2 separate regions of the Homo sapiens genome follow, and region 1 is linked to region 2. The links are chromatin loops, found by intact Hi-C in ENCODE. Cell type or tissue: A673. All regions are shown on one strand. Links, peaks and the distances in the headings refer to the core of each region. The heading gives the core; the rest is flanking DNA.

Evidence for each region. Hi-C counts contacts between places; a loop is a spot of excess contacts. Peaks named below come from ENCODE experiments on the same cell type or tissue, not always from the same donor. Only the 100,000 strongest peaks of a DNase experiment are listed, where the experiment ranks them.
Region 1: it touches region 2 in a loop (2.1-fold over the local background); 1 of 110 quality-filtered maps calls a loop at or near these places.

The regions. Positions count from the first base shown.
Region 1 is chr7:29,370,534-29,381,443 of GRCh38, forward strand. The region is part of intron 3 of CHN2 (chimerin 2); the gene reads left to right. Among named protein-coding and RNA genes, the nearest start is that of CHN2-AS1, 170 kb to the left of the region's middle. RefSeq lists an enhancer at 3,958-4,464. In A673, for the core only: no CTCF peak of the experiment used is centred there; DNase peaks (open chromatin) are centred at 3,668, 4,228, 5,158 and 5,778; H3K4me3 peaks cover 472 bases; H3K27ac peaks cover 7,915 bases.
Region 2 is chr7:29,270,318-29,281,227 of GRCh38, forward strand. All of the region lies in intron 1 of CHN2 (chimerin 2), which reads left to right. Among named protein-coding and RNA genes, the nearest start is that of CHN2-AS1, 67 kb to the left of the region's middle. In A673, for the core only: no CTCF peak of the experiment used is centred there; a DNase peak (open chromatin) is centred at 4,134; H3K4me3 peaks cover 367 bases; H3K27ac peaks cover 5,241 bases.

The DNA of each region.
Region 1 (10,910 bases), core at 1,328-9,327, 100 kb after region 2:
TGGTCTTCAATCTATCTCTTCCCAGCTACTCTTCCCTGGTCCCTAGCGTGGTAGCTCCAGTATACTCAATCTCTGTTGTTTCTCTGATGACTCATACTTTCCCGGGCCATGGGCCTCTCCCAGATTAGGACCTGCCAGTTCAACGTGATAAATACCCACATTAGAGCACCAAGCAAAGTGTGCAATTAGAGAGATGTGGAACAGTGTCCCTCTAAGGTATAGACGTAGGCCAGTCTGCCTTGATACATGGTGGTTATCAACAGATACCAACTACTTAGTAGACTTTGCTGCAGAGCTGGGTGAGTCAAGGGTACAGACTGATTCAGCAGGCAAAACCCACATACTTAGCAAATCCAGGAAAGCAGGGAGCTCAGCTGCAAAGTCAGCTTGGACTTGTTTTGACTTCTTGCTCCACCACTTTCTAGCTACCTAACACAGAGCCAACCACTTACTCTCTCAGGGAGATTAAGGCCTAACCTACAGATAAGCATCTACTTTGCAGGGTTGCTATAAATGGCATATGTGGGTCAAGTGTCCAATACAGTGCCTGCTGCATAATGGGTACTCAGTTAATGTTCATGATTCATGGCAGAGTCAGAAACCTGTGAAGAACAGGCTCTGAACTGGTCATTAAGGACAGAGTCGAAGTGATGACAGTATTCTCTGAATGTAAGGGTAAGAGGCAGTGATCAAGAAGAAAGCAAGATGCCCAGGTCCGGAATTAAGCAACCAGGAAAAAAGATACTGAGGATGAGGAACAGAAGGTACAAGCAGCTGAACAACAGCTCTGGCGCCAATTAAGCCAGGCAGGATCAGGTCGTGAAATAACAGTTCATTGCTTTCTTGAAGCTTTACTACTGCAAATTAATATTTATTGGGCAGCCGCAGCACCTGATGCTCTGCTGGCACTTCCTGAACACTCCATGCCGACAGATGCAAAACATCTTCCCATATGCAGAATTCTCACTGCTTTTTCCATCAACTATCAGTCAGTCACATCATAAGCATTTATTAGTTACCAAATGTGTGCCTGGGTTGTCTGTCACAAACTGTGTGGAATGTTGACTCTCAAATTTGTTTCTCTAGCCAAGACCTCTACCCGGGGCTCCAGACACCTCTATCCACCTGTCCACTGGACCTCCTCAGGCCACCACCTGTCTCACAGGCCACCACCAGCCTCATGTTCAGAATAGAACTAGGCCCCGCTCCATTGGATGACACCTAACTTCAGAAACCTGTACTTCTCCCTTCCCTACCCTCACCCCTTTCTCCTCCATTCTTAGCATCAAGTCTATCTCCAAATATATCTCGCATTGTCCACTGTACTCTATCCCCATGAATGTTGTGTGGTTTGGGCCATTGTCATTTCTTGCCTGGATTTCATTGCAGGTAAAGAGCCTCCCACCTGATCTCCCTGCTTCCACTCCTTGCAGCTTCCCTGCAGCTCACATATACACACACACATACACACTCCAGTCACCAGACAGGAGCCCAAATCATCATCGTTAAATATAAATTAGACCCTTCAATAGCTTTCTGTTACTCTTAGTAACAAATTTCTTGCCGTGCCTATGAGCCATAGTTTGCCTCCTGTGTCTGTCACTGCCCTGTCTGTACCATTCTTCTCCAAGTGCACTGCCTTTTAGCCCCACTAGATTCTATTCCCATTCATTAAAAAAAAAGAAAGAAAGAAAAAGAAAAAAGCACTGTCACTATCACTGGGCCTTTGCACTTGCCCTTTGCCTGAAATTCTCAGACCCAGGTTCTCTGCACGTCTAGGTTTCAGGTCAAATTTCACGTAATAAGAGGCCCTTCCTAAACTCCATAAAAAAGTAGCACCTCCCCAACCCTTGGAGCGTCTCTGTCATATTGCCTTGTTTATTGTATCTGTGGCACTTTATATACTCTCTGATACACTTTCTTAACATATTTGATTGTTGCTTGTATATGCCTCTCCAGGAGAATACAACCTCCAGAGACTTCATCAGTCTTAATCATAGATATATCCTTAGCAGTGAGCATAGCCAAGCAACAGTGGGGAATCAGTAAATAAATCAGTAAGTTTCAAAATGATGAAAAAAAAGGATAGCGATTGCTAGCATAAGGAATTTGGGATTCTCAAACTATTACTAATAGCATATCAGATTTACTCAATGCTGTTATTAGGATAGTGAGCTAGACTTTTGGCAGTTGTTAAGGTACTAACTTAAACACAGACTAAAATTTTTTCCTGGACTAATCCAAGTTTCTTCTTGGCCTCTCCAAAAGGCCAAAATGGCAAGATTTACTTGTGTGACTCATTGAAAGTCAAGTTGCCCTAAAATTACCTCAAGCCTACACTAAATAAGCAGAAGTTCTTTTGTGACTGTAAATGATTTGGTGTCATTTGTCTTTTTTGAAATCGCTATAGTGAATATGGGATTATAAAAAGCAATTTCAAAAAAGGGAAATACAATGGCATACTATTATTTCAAGTTGTTCTCCATTTTATATAGCTTCATTTCCTTCTTGCTGTGGAATAGTCTATTTTGGAAAACTTTTTTAATGCAAAAATGGATGGTAGAGATTTCTAGCATTCATGATCAGAATCAGCTTTTTTCTTGATGGTCAGAAGTTAGACCAAGTACTGATGGCAGTGGCCAATCTTTTTTTTTTTTCTGAGGTGGAGTCTTGCTTTGTCGCCCCCGAGCTGGAGTGCAGTGGCGCTATCTTGACTCACCGCAATCTCTGCTTCCCAAATTCAAGCGATTCTCCTGCCTCAGCCTCCTGAGTGGCAGGGATTACAGGTGTACCCCACTGCACCTGGCTCATTTTTTTTTTAAGTAGACACAGGCTTTTACCATATTGGCCAGGCTGGTCTTGAATTCCCAACCTCAGGTGATCTGCCTGCCTCAGCCTTCCAAAGTGCTGGGATTATGGGCATCAGCCACCACGCCCGGCCGGCAGTGGCCAATCTTAAGTTGGAGTAGTATCTCACTACCTTATTTTACCTTCCAGTGAATTGTATTCATTTTTTAAACACTGCTTAAGTATTCCTACCCTCTTTTATGCAGTTTTCCCTAGTTTTTGGTGTTCTAAATATCTACTGATTTTACTCTTTTCTATCTTTATTTCTAAAAACTGTTCCTGTAAACCTTCGAAAGCATTCCATTTCTTCATTATGCTTTTTAAAATTGTATTAATCATATCTAGACTTCACAATCTTGTAGCTCGAGGACATTTATCTTGTCTTAGGCACGTCTGGAAGATCTTAACAGGCCATATTGATTGACCATATCATTTTCAACTAACTCAGTACATTTTGAATCACAGATTTTAAATGAACTCTAAGGGATTTTCTACCATTCCACAGTTCTCCCCCTTTTCTTCTTTTATTTATTGAAATAAATGTTTTAAAACAAAGTGCATTTGGGGGAACGTGAAAACTCTACTGATTTAAGACATCTCGACAAGGTATGTCTTAAAGTAATGAGATTGATTCTACAAGCCACAAACAAAAATCAATCTCATTACCTTTTAATTGGCTTTATGTGTAGTAATCAGAAGGCTATTTCTTCCCTTGCAGAAAAACTATTCCTTTTCTTTTCATCCTAGACTTTCTCTGCTTGTCTCTTTTTTTCCCCCTTAATGCCGACACAATCAAGAATGAAGGACTTTCCCATCATTATTCCTCCACGCTGTCATCTCACTCACTGATGCTGTCAGGCCTTTTTCTTGATGCAGTTTTCTTCTGAACTGGACTTGCTTTGGGTTTAGACCTGATGTAGTACAGGGGAAAAATCTAGTAACACCAATGTTAGAAATAAAATTTTGACATATGAATTTTTTTCCCTAAAGATAGAACCAAATGTTTTCTGCTTTTTTTTTAAAAACAAAAAACTTTCTTTTTTATTGACAAGTACTGTGATCTACCAAAGTGCATACTCCCCCTGCCTCCAAATTCACTCTCTTTGGAATACTTTGAACTTCTTCTAAAATAATACAGATCCCCGCAAGTATGCACCTAGAACATATTTAGACATTTCCAAGGTGAGGTCATAAGCGCTTGGGTAAGGGCTGTTGAGACCAAGCTGTTATGGAGTTCAGAGCCAAGGGGAGCAGGTGAGGTGAGCTGGAGAGGGCCACCAGAGAACAGTACATATGCCAAGACATAAGATGAGGCAAAAGTAGAATGAGGAAAGTAAATGGGAAATTAAACAGTGATTGATAATAGGCAAAGTTTCCGGAGAAGATTCTTCAATCTCTCTGGGTGATTTTTATTTCTTTATTTCCTTCCTTCCTTCCTTCCTTCCTTCCTTCCTTCCTTCCTTCCTTCCTGCCTCCCTCCCTCCCTTTCTCCCTTTCTCCCTTTCTCTCTTTCTTTTTTTTTTTTGACGGAGTTTCGCTCTCGTTGGCCCAGGCTGGAGTGCAATGGCGCGATCTTGGCTCACCGCAACCTCCGCCTCCCAGGTTCAAGCGATTCTTCTGCCTCAGCCTCCCTAGTAGCTGGGATTACAGGCATGTGCCACCACACCCAGCTAAATTTTTTGTATTTTTAGTAGAGATGGGGTTTCTCCATATTGGTCAGGCGGGTCTTGAACTCCTGACCTCAGGTGATCCACCCGCCTCAGCCTCCCAAAATGCTGGGATTACAAGCATGAGCCACCGTGCTCGGCCCTTTTTTTTTTTTTTTTTTTTTTTTTTTTGACGGAGTCTTGCTCTGTGGCCCAGGCTGGAGTGCAATGGCATGATCTTGGCTCACTGCAACCTCCACCTCCTGGGTTCAAGCCATTCTCCTGCCTCAGCCTCCCGAGTAGCTGGGATTACAGGTGCCCACCACGCCCAGCTAATTTTTGTATTTTTAGTAGAGACAGGGTTTCACCATGTTGGCTGGACTGATCTTGAACTCCTGACCTCAAGTGATCCACCCGCCTCGGCCTCCCAAAGTGCTGGGATTACGGGCGTGAGCCACCGCACCTGGCTGATTTTTATTTCTTAACATCTCACTTGAAAAGGTATATTCCCTTAATTAGTAGAGTTGGAATACTATGTGGTATTGTTCATTGTTTTAGAAAAAAAGAACTGATAGCATCGTGTGTTACAACATGTGTTCTGCCATCCTCCTCTAGCCTATGACAGCTGGAACCCAAGATCCCATTACTCATTGATCTCAGGTGGTGGTGGTAGTGAGAGTGTGGATCCAAACTGAGACACAATTGTTATGCGGAGGTACTGGCTTTTGTAACACCAACCTTACTCATCCAAACACAGAGCAAATGTCACACCTCCATAGGAGTTGCTACCTACAGCAGCCCCATATTAAGTCTGCTCTGTGACTCAGAGGTCAGGCCCCACAAGTTTTGGGGTGTAACCAGGGTTATCCAGGAAAAGGAGCAGGTGCATAATGCTGGAGCTATAGTGAGGATTTAAAGACATGCTTCACATTTTGCTCACCTGGTTAAACTGTAACTGAGAAATAATGCTGATAAAGGCAGGTTATACTTTGCTCCAGATAAGCCATGTCTCCTACTGGCGTGTGGCCTGTCCAACCAAGCACTGAGAGGCTTGGACGTAGATTTCTGACCTTGATTCTGCTTTCCATTGGAAAAAATGTGGATGATGCAATCTCAGACAGCCTCAATTTTAATATGACTATGCTGAATGATATTACCTAATTATTTACTTGTTGTCAGTCTTTTAATAGAAATGACAGCTATCACATATGGAGTACTTCCTGTGCCCTGAGCACCGGCTTCAGAGTTTTATGGATGCTACGCCCACCACAATCCCATGGGGCTTGTTATCCCTCTCACTTTACACAGGAGGAAATGAGACAGGAAGCACAAGAGGGGCAAAGGCCAGATTCCAACCCAGATAGTTCATATCAATGGCTGGGCTTCTAATCCAGTGAGTCACGGAGTGTGATCCCAGCATCAGCTGGGAACAGGTGAGAAATGCAGGTTCTGTGGCCCATCCCACACCTGAATTACAAACCCTGGAGATGGGGCCCAGCAATCTGTGTTTTAGCGAGCTCTTCAGGGGATTCTGATGCCGCCTTGGGTGTGAGAACTACTGTTCTAAGGACTGTTCTTGCTTCTCTCTGCTTTCTATTTCATCCTTCCTCCCTAATCCCTTAGGATAGAAGACTCAAGATGCTTTTGCCTCCTGGTAATGCTTGCTATTTGCTCAGCACTTGTGCTAGACTATTCACGGATTTCAGTGTAGGCACCCATAGCCTTCCTTATTTTTCCCAGATGTACTTCCTCCCAGATGTTATTTTCCACCCTTTAAAAATATTTTGTCTTTCTTCTTTGCTATTTCTAACTTTCCTGTACTCTTTTATGTTGCAGAGACCAAATGTGAATCCTGCTTGTAAGGGTGGGGTCAGTACTTGATTAAGCCTGATCTCCTCCCTCTACCCTCCATTTTCTGGTATTATACTTCTAATGTTATGTTTGTGTTACTAATTAACAAAGCTATTTCAAATTCAGGTTTTTTTGTTTGCTTGTTTGTTTTATTTTGTTTGTTTATTTGAGACAGAGTCTCACTCTGTTGCCCAGGCTGGAGTGTAGTAGCATGATCTCGGCTCACTGCAACTTCCGCCTCCCAGTTTCAAGCCCCCTGCCTCAGCCTCCCTAGTAGCTGGGATTACAGGCATCTGCCACCATGCCTGGCTAATTTTTGTATTTTTAGTAGAGACGGGGTTTCACCATGTTGGCCAGGCTGGTCTCAAACTCCTTACATCAGGTGATCCATCTGCCTCAGCCTCCCAGAATGCTGGGATCACAGGCGTGAGCGACCACGCCCCGCCTCAAATTCAGTCTTAATATGATGATTCATGTTCATTCATATTCAGCATATACTATTATGAATTCCAGCTCTTTTGGGATCTTTTAGGTGTTTTCCTTATCTGTGGCTATGCATGAATCCTTGCTAGATTTCCTTCTGGTTTTAATGTCCTCTTGCCTTAATGAAAATACTAAATTCATTATCGTATGTCAGAAATGCTTTAATTGCATTTGTTTTCCAAGATGCTAGTTTCTTCACTCAGTCCATCCTCTGTGTGCTTAATGAGCATTTCTCAATTCAGGATTTTAGATAACGAATTTGCTAATAAAAGCCAGTCCAGAGCAGGTGGTTTGGGCAAGGCCCACCTCCTTGCCTCAGTCTACCACTCGCCTGGCATCTGGCTGATGCTGACTGAGCCATTGGTAATAATCTTCTTTGGCTATGTCCTTTAGCAAATCACAGTCTCACTTGACATTAGTTCTAAGTACACCATGTCTCTGTCTTGTTGGACGGAAAAGCAAGCTCTGCTTCAACGATAGTATCTTTTTCTTTCTCCTTATTTACATGGCCAGTGTCATTTCCTCATCTTCTGTGGAAAGAAATTAAATAGCCTTGGCACAGCCCAACAAAGGCATATTTGGTTGCCATCCAGCACCTTGCGTCCTTCTAGGTAATTACACATCGATTGTTTGATGAATGTTCTTGGATCTCCCTGGGTATTTCTACCAAGTCTGTAATTACACTACTCTGGTTGTCCTTTTGCTCTGTCATGGTTCTCAGGGTTCCATGGCTTCTCAAAGACCAGGCTTAATGATGTTTCATCAACACCTTTCAAGTCAAGGATGCAGCTCAGACTCCTTAGTGTTTCATTAGTCTCAGTTGCTTAAAAATGTAATTCAGCCATTTTCTACCTCAGTTCATTGTGATTTCTTAAGTTGGCATCAGTATGCCGTAGCTTAAAAATTAATGATTCTCTCCTCCCAGTGCATTAAAAGATGAAAGAGCATGAACAAGGAATGATTTGACCCACCATTAAATAAAAAGGCCTTTGAGGCATTGGCAAGCTCTGTGTTTTGAGCTAAGAATAAGAGGTCCTGAAACTGGTTTTTGGAGAATGGACTCTCATGCTTTTTCGTCTAGCATAGGCGTTGGTCAGCTATATCCTGGAGACTGTTTTGGTAAATAAAGTTTTATTAGAACGCAGCAGTACTCATTCTGTTATATATTATCTGTGGCTGCTTTCATGCTACCATGGCAGAGCTGAGTACTTGAGACAGAAACTATATGATCCCAAACCTAAGATATTTACTTTATAGCCCTTGCTAGAAAAAAGTTTGCCGACCCCTGGTCTTACACTAAAAGTAACTTTAAAGAGTGAGTTAGGCCACGCGCGGTGGCTCATGCCTGTAATCCCAGCACTTTGGGAGGCCGAGGCAGGCAGATCACGAGGTTAGGAGATCGAGACCATTCTGGCCAACATGGGGAAACCCCATCTTTATTGAAAATATGAAAAATTAGCTGGGTGTGGTGGCACATGCCTGTAGTACCAGCTACTCAGGAGGCTGAGGCAGGAGAATCGCTTGAACCCAGGAGGCGGAGGTTGCAGTGAGCCGAGATCGCACCACTGCACTCCAGCCTGGAGACAGAGCGAGACTCCGTCTCGAAAGAAAGAAAAAGAAAAAGAGTGGGTTAATATACATAAAGCACTTAGAACAGTGCCTGACATTTATTTATCAGAAGCATTGGTCTTTAATTTCTACCATCTCCCAAGTACTACATAAATGTTAGTGGAAAAAAAAGGAGTTTCAGCCTTGGAATTTAGGATGAATTTGATCCCAAGCCATGTTGAGAGATGACTTGGCCTTCATGTTTAACATGCATAAATTAATGAAAGAGGCCAAAGCAGTTACAAGACGCAGGTGTTCTTTGACCTTCTTTCTGATGGTCACTTTCTCCACTTCAAGAGATGGAAGCCTGTTAGCAAAGGTGGCACAGCACTCCATCAGCAGGAAGTTAAAGGGGTGCGTGGGATCTGTTTATTTGGTAGCAACATCTGAACATGGAAGCTAAACTGACTTAAATTTCAGGAACAAAGCTGGTGTTAGCCTCCTATATGTTCTTGAATTCTGATTAATAATTTGTATGCCAATGCCTTTGAGGAAAGAGTGCTACATCTGCAGTTAACTCTGAAGTCTATTTTTTAAAAGTTGGATTGATGGATGGATAGAGGAATGAAAAAATATATATGCTGTAAAGCAAGAATAGTAAAAATGCTGTAGAACCTAGATGATGTGTATATGGGTGTTTACTGTAAAAGTCTTTCAACTTTTCTGTATGTATGAAAATTTTCATTATAAAACGTCAAGAAGAAAAAATGAAGACTGTGTGAGAAGAGTGGCAGGATGTGCTCTGGCCCATGGAACAAAGACATTCTCTTGGGTGCACAGCCCTGACAGGTGGGAGGATGACTTGGCATGAGAGCTGTCGAAAACACTATAAGCCATGCTCAAGAATTTTTAATGTGGAATAGAGAACTTTTCTGAAAAAGCATAGTTGAAAGCAAGGACAAGCATTAATAAGGCACTTCTACTCTTTTATTTATTACCATGTTGGGAATTATTTTGGGAGGAGTGCTTGCTTCAGAAATGCTAAAGTAGGTAATTTGTAAAAAAAAAATTAATAGAGAACAGGCTTCTGGATTTTATGTAATCATTACAATATAGAGCAATGAGTGCTGGCCCTGATATCAGGAATTGGGTTTTAACTCTGAATCTGCTGCTATCCCTGGGCAGGACTGTGGGCAAATTAGTTAATCACTCTGAACTGCAGCTTCCTTGTCTATAAGAAGAAGGCAAAGATACAATTCCACCCTCCTGGTGGGAGAATATATGTAAAAGCATTCTGAAGGTCATGACGTTATCAGTGAACAATGAGTTCTCAAAGGGGGCAATATCACCCCTAAAGTGGAGAAATTTGGTTCTTACCAAAAAAAAAACCCTTACTATTTATATGTATAAAGCACAAATACCTATATAGAACATAAACAGATATACAGTCTATATGTAATATTAAAATTCCTTTGTGGGGAGGTGCTTGAGAGAAAACCTGTCTAAAAAGGCTCCTTAGGGAGCTATAATGCAAAAACAGACAAGCCTTGAATTTCTACCATCTCCCAGATTCTGTTCTCCTTTCTTTTTCTTTAGGTAGATTAATTTTATCCATCACTTTGAATACTTAATACTCTTACATTTCTAGGAGAGAGAGAAAAAAGTAACTTCTGGGAGAAAACTAAGAATGATAGACACTTTGCCTTTTCCAAAGTACGTATAGTACCACTTAACCCAAATACCATTAAGCTTTGATGGAAGGAATTTACTAACAAGAGTGAGGAATTAAATGAGTATACTCACCCAATCTTTTTTCCTCTAGAAATTTAACAGCAGCATGAGTTTTCCCTTGATTTGATTCAGTTCTGTTGGGTACTTCAAGCTCTTTGGGCTTAAAAGGTATGTGGAGAATTTAAAGAGAGTTTGGAGGAGAATAATGAAGATGAATTAAGGATTGGAAATTGGGACCTATTAGAAAAGGTCAAAGGCACAAGGATTATTTAGTTTGAGGAAGAACAGGCGATCTAGTGGCACAGAGATGGCTTTTAATAATGGAAGCCTTATTCTGTAGAGAATATTCTCAGATTCTCATTTGCACTGAAGACCAAAAGAAAGGAAGATGCATAATTGGAAGCTGGAGGAACATAAGATTAGATGTGAAGATAACATTTATCTTCATGATTAAATTCTGGATTTTGAGTCTCCTTTACAGTATTTCTTATTTTAAAGTAAAATCCCTGTTTGGTCGATCAGAAGTGTGGACAAGTCAGCCCATCATGTTTGATTCTCTGGCCCTGGTTGGGAGGTCAGCCAGCCAGCCCAGCCAACATGGCCTCCTGGGGATCTGGCTTGATGGGAGAAAACATTCATTTCACCTGGACCTGTGGCTCCAGGATGCCAAAGATGAGTACAAAAAACTCTAGCCAACAGAGTGCCAGGCTCGTGCCAGAAAAGTATGCCTAATTGGGTTGTCCAAACAAGGAGGGCCTAAGGCAGATTTTGAGAGCCAACATATGGAGCCAAGGAATCACGGTG
Region 2 (10,910 bases), core at 1,003-9,002:
AAATGAAGGAGCTGCATTCATGATTTTCAATTTTGACATTTAAAAAATGATCTAGGTCGAACGCAGTGGCTCACACCTATAATCCCAGTACTTTGGGAAGCTGAGATGGGTGGATCATTTTGAGGCCAGGAGTTCAAGACCAGCCTGGCCCACATGGTGAAACCCCATCTCTACTAAAAAAAAAAAAAAAAAAAAAATTAGCCAGGCCTGGTGGTGCGCACTTGTAATCCCAGCTACTTAGGAGGTTGAGGCACGAGAATCACTTGAACTTGGGAGGTGGTGGTTGTATTGAGTCAAGATCATGTCACTGCACTCCAGCCTTGGGCAACAGAGCAAGACTCTGTCTCAAAAAATAATAATAAAATAAAAAATGATCTAAAAGTTTATTGAGTCATTTTTTAATGTTTGAGTATAGCAGAAGGCTAGAAATCATAGAATGCAATTGTGGTTACTGATTAAGAAGAGAGAGATAAGGCACTGGAGAGAGAGAAAGAGAGAGCAGGGGAAGGCGGGAGAAAGGAATTCATGACCAAGAGAAAAAGATGGCTTTTTTTTCTGATAGGAATAGTGATTTTGTAATATGTATTTGCATTTATAATTCTCATATTTTCCATGCAGATAATCCTTAAAAGCATATAATTAATTAATGGGCTTTTGATGTTCCTAGTGCCAGAGATGTGGAACTACATTATCTTGATAATCTTTGTAAAAGATTAGAAGAGGCTTAAAGTGAGACAGTTCCCAGGATTCAAAACTCTGCCAAACAGAAACGATTAACCTTGAGGTGGGGGTGGAAGAAGTGAGAGGAAGTGGACTGAAAGGGGTGGAGTTGTGTCACCAACTCCCTCTTTTAGTCAGCGTCCTGGTCTTTAAGCATCAAGCCTGATTTAACTTTGGCTGTGGTAGGTCCCTGCCTAACTCCAACAGTCCGGAGACAAGTTCAAGGCCCTGGTCATTGTCTGCATCTAGTGAAAACCCTCTGGTTGTTTGCTCCTGGTTGTGTTAGATAAACAGGTAATGATTAAACGTATTTTCACTGGCAGCCTTTTTAAAACAAAACTTCATGTTTCTGGAGTGTCCTCTAAAGATGAAGCATTTTGCAATTCAAAAACGTTCCCAGTCCCTTTCCGTTTCTCAGACGCCCTCTGGGCTGGGTGTCTGTTTGGCTGGGTGCCTCCTAAGAGCCCCTCTGGTGAATCCTTCCTGGGAACCTGAGCCCATCCAGGAAACACAGGACAATTTTCAGTTTGGTAGGAAATCAGGTGCTTGCTGTTCAGGTTGAAAATTGAGGTTAAGAAATAACACTTATAAGGAAGAAACAGAGTGACTTCTTGTGCAGAATCGATTCTGTTTCAGACATTGGTTATCCAGTGTTGTGAATTATTTAGGGCTTTCATTTTACTGCTTTCTTTGGTGGCCTTGCCTTTTCTCATCAAACATTCTCATTGCCTCTGAAAAGCAGGCCAAGTAAGAGACGTGAGTTAAAACTGGAGTCTGATCATTTTGCTGCTTTTGAGCAGCTCCTGGAGGGCAGCGGGGGAGCATTTTTTATTCACCTTTGCACTTCTCCTCCCCACCAACACTTCATACTGCATGTAGCTGGGGCTCACTGGTTCTTTATAGATGAAATCCACACAGTAGTTCTTTATAGGTGAAATCACTATTTCACTGTGATTGCAGGAGAGACATGGAGAAAGGGCTCCAGCTTTGTTTGCAAGGAGGGCTTCCAAGGTCCGTGGAACCTGCAGAGAATGTGGCTCTTCCTGTGGCTTTGGTGTTGCCGTGACTTTCAGACATGGAGGGGATGCTTGATTTGTAACATGCTGCCGACTGGATGGGCCGTTCTCCTGCCCCGTGACAGACACGGAGTCCGCCACGGTCTCTGTAGCCCAGGCTCAGGATAGCATCTCACTTCCCAGGTCTAAACTCACCTCCCTCCTGCAGTCAGCCTACAGAAGTGCATCTATCTTCATTGATTGATGGTCCAGGCGGAAATGACAGTTCTCATTGCACTGGACTATGCCTCGTTGAGAGCTGAGGGGCTAAGGAAAGCCATTCTCTCTGCCTTGCCAGGGAGAATAAACTATTGTGAACCTCCTGGACCAAAGCCATGAGCAGAATAAATACAATTCAGTCATATAGATTTGGGGCAAGGCAGGCAATGAGGCTACTAAAGAAAGAACCTGTGCCCAAGACCAAGAAAATGGGTGAATCTGAAGCCCTATGCTTGTCTATGGGGCTGGAGGAGGAAGGAAGGCTTCCACTGGGTTAAAAAGAAAGTTGCCACATTCTTCTATGTGGTTTTCAGATTTTTGGGGCTCAGGACATCTTTATTCTCTTAAGAATAATTGAGGTGCCAAAATATTTTGTATCAGTCAATATATGCCGTATTAGAAATTAAAACTCAGAAATTTAAAAAATGATTTGTCAATTTACTTCAAACCATATGCTTATTATGTGCCAACACGCATTTTTAAAAACAAATTTTATTGTGTATATTTGAGGTTTACAACATGATATTATAGGATATATATAGACAGTAAAATGGTTACAATAGTAAAGCAAATTAACATACCTAGCATCTCACAGAATTACATTTCTTGTGTATGGAAAGAGCAGCTAAAAATCTAAGTGTGACTGGCTTAAAAAAGAAAATTTACTTGTTCAACAAAAATCCCTAATATAATACAATTTTATTAACTGTAGTCCTCACGGTGTACATTAGATTTCTAGGCTTGTTCATCCTACATATTTGCTGTTTTGTATCCTTTGACCTACATCTTTCCGTTTTCTCTCCCCCACCCTTTACCGCCTACTCATGGTAATCATTGTTTCATTCTCTATCTCTGTGTATTTGAGCTTTTTAAATTCCACATATAAGTGAGATCATGCAATATTTTTCTTTCTTTGTCTGGCTTACTTCACTGTACATAATGTCTTCTTGGTCCATCCATGATGTGGCAAATGGAAGGATCTCCTTTTCTAAGGCTGAATAATATTCCATCATGCATATATATATATATGTGTATATATATATATATATATATATATATATATATATATATATATATACACACACCACATTTTCTTTATTGGTTCGTTCATCAGTGGGCATTTAGTTTGTATCCATATCTTGGCTATTGTGAATAATGCCACAGTGAACACGGGAGTGCAGCTATCTTTTTGAAGTGATGAGCTTGTCTCTCTTGAGTATATGCCCAGAAGAGGGATCACTGGGTCCTATGATCATTCCAACTTTAATTTCTGTAGGACTCTCTGTACTGTTATCCATGACTGTACCAGTCTACATTCCCCCCAACATTATACTAGGTTTTCCTTTTCTCCCTATTGTTGCCAACATTTGTTGCCTCTTGTCTTTTTCATAAATTCTTATTATTGAAAAATATTTTTCAAAATAGTGTCATTGTTTTACTTTACTGCAGCTCTGTTTAGTGTCTGAATTAATGGGAGGTGGTTGGATTTCATATCTGCTTCTACATTCAGTCTGTTGCCATGTCATGTCATGCACTTTCTGAAAAACTCTACTGTGTGTTTGAGAGAGAATAAGAGTGAACAAGTTAAATAATGTCTCAATATCTCAGATCCCCTGTAAAAAGGCCTCAAGGACTTGCAGGGTTCCCTAGACCATGCTTTGAGAACTGCTTCCCTAGGTGCACACTCCCCAAAACTTGCCTCTCTCTGTGTTTAATATGTGGCCATCTTGTATGATGACATTTCTGCATTAGCAGAAAATGGGCATGGTGTCCCAAGCAAATAATCCTTTTCATGGCTTTTGGCATTTGAATAGTGCTTACGAACATTCGGGAAAGCATCCCCGAGACAAGCTAGAATAAGATTGATGTTGAACGTCCTATTGGACAGGCTGGCCAAGTTCTTGCTCATGGACTGGCAACAGGATAATCCAGAGCATGAGACAGGCTCCTTTCCCTGCTTTTCAGCATCTGAATCTCAAATTGCATGTGCTCCACTTCGTCTGCACAACACATACGTTTTTCCTCTTCACAATTACCAAAGGCTTTGTAAGAGAGGAGCAGTTGCTCCAAGGTCTCTCTGAGCTTCCTGTTTCCAGTACCCAAGGGCAGCTTAAATCTGCTTCTTTACTCACCAATAACTGTGCAGTTTATCCAACTCATCTGCTATTTCCTGGGTGCAAAATCATCTCACTTAATTGTAACCTCCTTTTTCCTGCATTAATCAAGACAGTGGCTGAGCGGTGGCATTAGCGAAATAAGCATGAATGGAAAGCAGTGATTTACAAGGATTGTGGGCTAGTTTCACTCAGCGCCAGTCTATGCCCGCTGGAGAGAATGACAGTGGGTACAGCCAGTGAGTTCTGCGGCCAAAGTGCAGATCAAAGAGAAGCTATTAAAACAAACAAAACACAACACATTTTGATGTTATTCTAACACAGGAATATCATTTTTAATGTGGCTAGAAAAATATTCAGCTTTGTTCTTTGTCCTTTAGGAAAACTACCTGCATCAGTGCTCTGATCTTTCCAGGGCTGGCGGAAGGATGGTGTCTGTAGATTCATTTACAATCATGGAGTGTTACAGTGAGGAGAGTCAGAGATCACCCAGCGCAGAGGAAAGGGTGTGGGAGGAGGGTGTTGGGCAGGGTGGTGACTATGCCACCATAGCAAGGCCCTGGGTCTGGTCTCTCTTTGTCCCCTGCTAAACCTAACTGTAGCGTGCAAGCCACACACTAGGGAATTAGAAAGCCAGCATTCTCTCTCTGCCCCCTGTGATCTTGATGGTTACTTAACCTCTCTGGATCTCAGTTTCCTCACCTGTAAAATGGGTATAGCAATAATCTTAGTCTCATAGGGCTGTTTTGAGAATGAAAAGGTAGTATACGTATAAGTTTCTTAAAATAGTGTATAATATTTAAAAAGTACAAAATAGATATCAGACATTATTGTAATATTATTGGTGTCTCTGAAACTTGGTTTTCTCATCTGCAAAGTAGGATTTTCCAGGTTGGCATGGGAATTAAGTTAGAGAATATATGGTCAAGTCTTGGAGAAAATGTCAAGTACCATTAAAAGTACTGCACTATATTTTGAGGACAAGTCAAGAGAACACTTTAACTTTGTACCTGAGTGTTTTCCCACATGTAAGACTCTATGATTATCTGCACCGTTTTGAAAGCAGGGCAGTAATTTTAAAATAAATGAATATATAATAACCAGGGCAAGAATAGCAATATAATCACAACTAGTAAGAACAATTGCTAATATTTGTGGAGTGTTTATCTCATGCCAGCACTGAGCTAAGTACTCGGTATGTAATATACGGTCTCACTTCTCACCACAGCCCTTTGAAGGAGGTACTATTATTATTCCGGTTTTGCAGAGGAGGAAAGTGAGGTCTCTCAGGGCCTCTCAGGGTCACTCAGGTTGCACATGGCTGGGCCAGGACTGAGCCCAGGCAGTCTGGTTCCGGAGTTGGTGTCCTTCACCAGTGCAGTAGCAGGGCTGGTGGTCCAGAGGGAGGTGGAAAGGGATTACATCCCAGTTTGAGTTCAGCAGGTTGCAATGTTGTGCTCTGCAGGTGACAGAATTAGATTTTTTGTGCTTTTTTGGTAAGGTAAAAGATGTGATACCTGTTGGGTACTATGGTCGCTATTTGGGTGATAGGTTCACTAGAAGCCCAAACCCCGCATTACCCAATATGCCTGTATGACAAACCTGCACATGTTCCCCCGAATCTAAAACTTAAAAAAAAAAACAAAACACGCATGATAGTTTTTCATTAGTATTTGGGGGAAGGAAGTGGTTGTTTCTTTAATGAGTAAATCATTGACTTGAGATGGGAGAGATCAGATGCAAGAGCTTTCCAAGCAGCACCTGAGTAGGACAGTGTAAGGAGGGGCTGGGAAAGAAATCCACGTGGAGTTTCTGAAGGGAACCTGAGAATGTAGAAAAGAGGTGTAGAGGCTGTAACCCAGGAGAAGAGCCCTGGGAGTGAGGCAGAACTTTCCAGGGTGTGGAGGGATGCAGTTTTTCTCAGGTTGACTGGAGGCTGTCCCATGGGGCCTGGATATTATTTCCCTGTCTCTGTCCAAGGCAGTTTGGTGGAGCAGGATGATTCTGTGGCAGGCATCACTGGCTCTCTCTGCCAAGGCTGTACAGCTTATGGTATTAAGTGGGGGCTCCTGGGAGCTTTAGGGTCAGAGACACCTGAATTGGAATCTCAGTTCCGCCACTTAAAAACTGTGTGGTTGCACAAGTACTGAATTCTCCAAGTCTTCATAGGATGATTGTAAAGATTAAATAAGAAATTGCATGTAAATAAATCACTTGGCACTTCGTAAGCTCCCAGTAAATAGCCGTCATCATTAGCATTATAATTAGATCCTCCCACTAGCTGCTTCCTGGATTTTCCAGTTGTGTTGAGGCGCTGGCCCTAAAATTGTGGCTTGACCCCCAGCTATTTTAGATCATTATATATGATGCCAGTTTGAGGTGCAGGACCCCACAGGTAGAGGACTGGTATGGTGCTAAGCCTCTCTTCCTTACAGATGCATTGTTTACATTCAAGGTGGTATTGGCCAGGATTTTCTGCTTGATCTTGTTCTAACACAAGCCTTAAATGAATACGCAAGAAGGGCTGGACAACTGCAAACAGCCATGCCCCTGGCTCAGCTGATGAAGGTTGTGGCTCACCATTTCTTGATTTAGTGGGTTACCACATGTTGCCAGGATTCATAAGAACACTTCACTGATCATGCATTTAAGGGGACACTCGTCTTTACACCAGACAGGAGAGAGGTCACTCACTTTGAACAAGACCCGGTCCTGTGTCTGTGAAATGCAGGGACCCTCCCCGCCACCCCAGATGCAGATCATTAGCTGAGCAAGGAGCCCCCAGAATTTTGCAGCATGACTTTCACTTTGTAATTGAATGGTCAAGGCATGGATATCATTGGAGCATCTCTAGGGGCCAGATTGTCTGCCCAAGGGAACAGTCCTCTGTGTATAGCCAACCAGAGTCCACCGTGTGTTACCTGACTACAAGTTTGGCAGGCTGATGTCAAGCCCATACTGGCATGAAGGCAGGACAAAGGTAGGCAGGCAGGAGGCATCTGCAAAGCAGGAATCAGGTACCCACAAATGCTCCACAGCCCCGGTATGTGATCCAAGCAGTAGGGTTCAGGGTTCAGTATCAAAGTCTCTAACAAGCATTCACCAGGAGCTACAGTTGTATTCTGGAATGTCAGCTAGGGCCCAGAACAGGGAACCCTTTCAAGCATGGGGAGAAGTGGGCAGAGTTTAGCAGTGGAGTGTCTTTGAGCTGTCCTGAACCATACACCAGCCTGCCCACACCTGTTGGCTGTAAAGTCATTGCACACATACTGTGGCTTTTCCCAGCAGCGTCTTCAAGGCAGTTTCTTACACCACATGTGCCAGGCCTGAGAGTTTCTGCAGTTTTTTCAGCTGCTCTAAACCATGATGGCATCAGCCTCTCAGCCCAACTCTCCGCCACTACCTCTTTTAGCTCCCATTTATTGAGTGTAGTTGTTTTCCAGTCACAATGCCAGAGCTCCACACACATTCTCCCCTTCAGCCCCTCAATGACCTTGTAAGTTAGGTGTTGTTATTATCCCCATTTTACAGGCGGAGAAACTGAGGTGTAGAGGGGTTGAGTGTGTGCAGTCATATAGCGAGTATGTGGTAGAGTGAAGATGCAGATCAGGCCTGTGTTTCCCCAGAGCCCAAGTGCTGAACCACCTTGTCTGTGACGTATTCAGCCCAGGCAGAAACTTACTATGACTTTTTCAGCTGCCCCTTGGAGTCACTGCATCAGGCTGGAGCAGTGGTTTGCAACCTTGACTGCACATTGAAATCAACTGAGGAGCTTTAAAAAGTACTTATGCCTGGGTCTTGCCACCAGAGATTCTGATTTCAATTGATCTGAGGTGCAGCCTGGGTATTTACCAGACCAGGGTTTCGCCAACTTTTTCTGTAAAGGGCAGACAATACATATTTTAGGCTTTGCAGACCATATGGTCTCTGTCTCAACTACTCGACTCTGCCTTCGTAGAGCAAAAGCAGCCATAGAAGATACATAAATGAATGAGCATGGCTGTGTTCCAGCAAAACTTTATTTACAAAAAAAAAAAACCAGGTGGCTGCCCAAAATTGGCCCATGAGCCACAGTTTGCCAATGACTGATCAAGTCAGGCAGCTCATTAGTAGGTTCTATCCCATTGCCAGTGAGATTAGAATTCATCTTGCTTCTCTAGGGCTGGTATCTGTGGCATCTTGGGAGAGCCCTGGGCACCCCATACCCTCCAAACCACGACCTTGCTGCAGGCTCCACAGGGTTGGCCCAGTTTCTGTGACTGAACTTCTATGATGGCCTCTATTTTGCCGAGGGACCCCAGTGCCCTGCTGAGTTGGAAATCCGGCCATGAACCGCCACCTGTTTGGCGGGGGTCTTGTCTAGCTTGCTAGCCCTCCCCCATAAGGAGTTAAAATTGGCCCCCTTGGTCTTGGCTGGCAGCCAGCTCCTCTGTAATTAGAAGGATTAGCTAGACTCGCGAGGCTGCCACCTGTTTGATAAAGAAGACTGCCCTTCATGAACATGCCTCCCCTTGCTGCCTCCCCCCAGGCCTGTCTCCCTCCAGAGGAAGTCCCCAGGGAGGTCCAGCTGTCCCCCCCCAACCCCCACCTTCACTCAGGGTCCTGCTTCCTTCTCTCTGCAATGGACCTTCCATAGCCATGCTTGTAGCTTGAGCGGCAGCATCGTTTTCACCCAAGGGATTCAGCACATCAGTTTTCTTTTATGGAATATTAATGCAGTATTCCCAAAACTGTAAGTTGTGATTATTTACAGAGTTGAAAGGGCAACTGGAAATTATTTACAATGTCAAAAGGGCAACTGAATTTCTCTGGTTATTGGAATTATGCTCCAACCCCCGAAAAATATAGAAATCAGAGTATGCTTTCCTTATCATCCCTCACGCGGCAGCTGTCCTTCTTAATAGGGATACCACAAACATATTGGATTGAAGGAAAACTATTGCTATAGGTGGCACTTTAGATATTAACAGTTCATATGCACGAAGTGCCAAGTTAGTTGTTTAGACATTGGAATGCATTTGTTCAACAAACATTTATGGAGACCTGAATTTGTTCCACATGTTGGGAATACCTTCACTAGAGAAAGACCTTCATAGAAACACTTAACTACAAGACGGTTTCAGAGGTGCTGTAATAGAGGTACATACAGATGGCTCTTGTGGGTATGAGAGGCTGGAGTGAAAGGCTGAGGTGTCAGGGAACTCAGGGAATGGGGCTCCCCAGTCGGAAAACAGGAGGAAAGGCATTTTTGGGTTAGGGACCAGTGTGTCTAAGGCAGGAGCAGGGTGTGATGTGGGCCTGGAGTGTGTGGTTCATGGGGAGGGGAGTTGTGCAAGTTGAATCTGGAAGATGGATTTGGAAACCAGTCTAGAGGTCCCAACTTCTGTGGGTGATGCAGACCAAAAGAAAGATCTTAAGTAAAAGAGAAATGCAATCAAGTCTGTTTTAGCAAAATGATTCTAGCAGCAGTGGGGGTCTGAATTAGGGTGGTGGGTAAGAAAAGAAGCAGGGGTCCTAGTAAGAGGCTGTTGTCAAAATCAAGAGGCCCCTAGGTGAGAAAGTGGAAGCTAGAATGGATGACAACTGGAAGGTGTGATCACACTTAAGAGACAGAGTTGATGGGATGATGAAGGCCAGTGAGGAGGTGTTCTTTATGATTTAAAATAGGGAAAAGGAGGCCATGCGCGGTGGCTCACGCCTGTAATCCCAGCACTTTGGGAGGCTGAGGCGGGTGGATCACCTGAGGTCATGAGTTTGAGACCAGCCTGGCCAACATGGCGAAACCCCGTCTCTACTAAAAATACAAAAATTAGCCGGGCGTGGTGGTGGGCGCCTGTAGTCCCAGCTACTCGGGAGGCTGAGGCAGGAGAATTGCTTGAACCCAGGAGGCAGAGGTTGCAGTGAGCTGAGATCACACCACTGCACTCCAGCCTGGGTGACAGAGCGAGGCTCCGTCTCATAAATAAATAAATAAATAAATAAATAAATAAAAATAGGGAAGAGGAGCAGTGTTTTAGAGGGACAGGAAAGTTAATGGCTTGAGTTTGGGGGCTTGTTGGTTTTGGGCATCTGAGGAACTTACAGTTGGAGTTACCCATTAGGCTGTGGGTAATGTGAGACAGGAAACCTAAGAGAGAGGATTACAGGTAAACAAACCTACTAAGTACAAGACACTCTACAAGGCACTGGGTGTAGAAGTGGTTCCTAGGCTTTGTTACTTACAGCTGAACAGAGAAGGCAGATGTTCAGCCATAAACTTGGAACGTGAGAACAGCCTGGAAAGCCTGCCAATGGTGTGATCATGTGCAAGTCGCCTACCTTCCTCAGCTTTGAGTTCTTCATTCAAAAACCAATGAGTGATAGGAACACATAACTAAAGTATCTGTAGGGGCCAGGCATGGGGGCTCATGCCTATAATCCCAGCACTTTGGGAGGCTGAGGCAGGTGGATCACCTGAGGTCAGGAGTTCAAGACCAGGCCTGGCCAACATGGAAACCCCATCTCTACTAAAAATACAAAAATTAGCCGGGCATGGTGGCGCATGCCTGTAATCTCAGCTACTCAGGAGGCTTACAACTTATAAACACTATTATATACATTGTATGATAAAATACACTGACCCACCTCATATGCTTTTGAAAATTAAGCATATGAATAAGCAATAGATTTAGATGTTATGAAACTCAAAATTCATAAAATGGTAAATAGTGAAAAGTCTCCCTTGTGCTCTGTCCTCAATCCACCAGTTCCTTTCTCAGAGATACCATTTTCTTGTGTACCCTTAAAAGGGTATTTTTTGCAT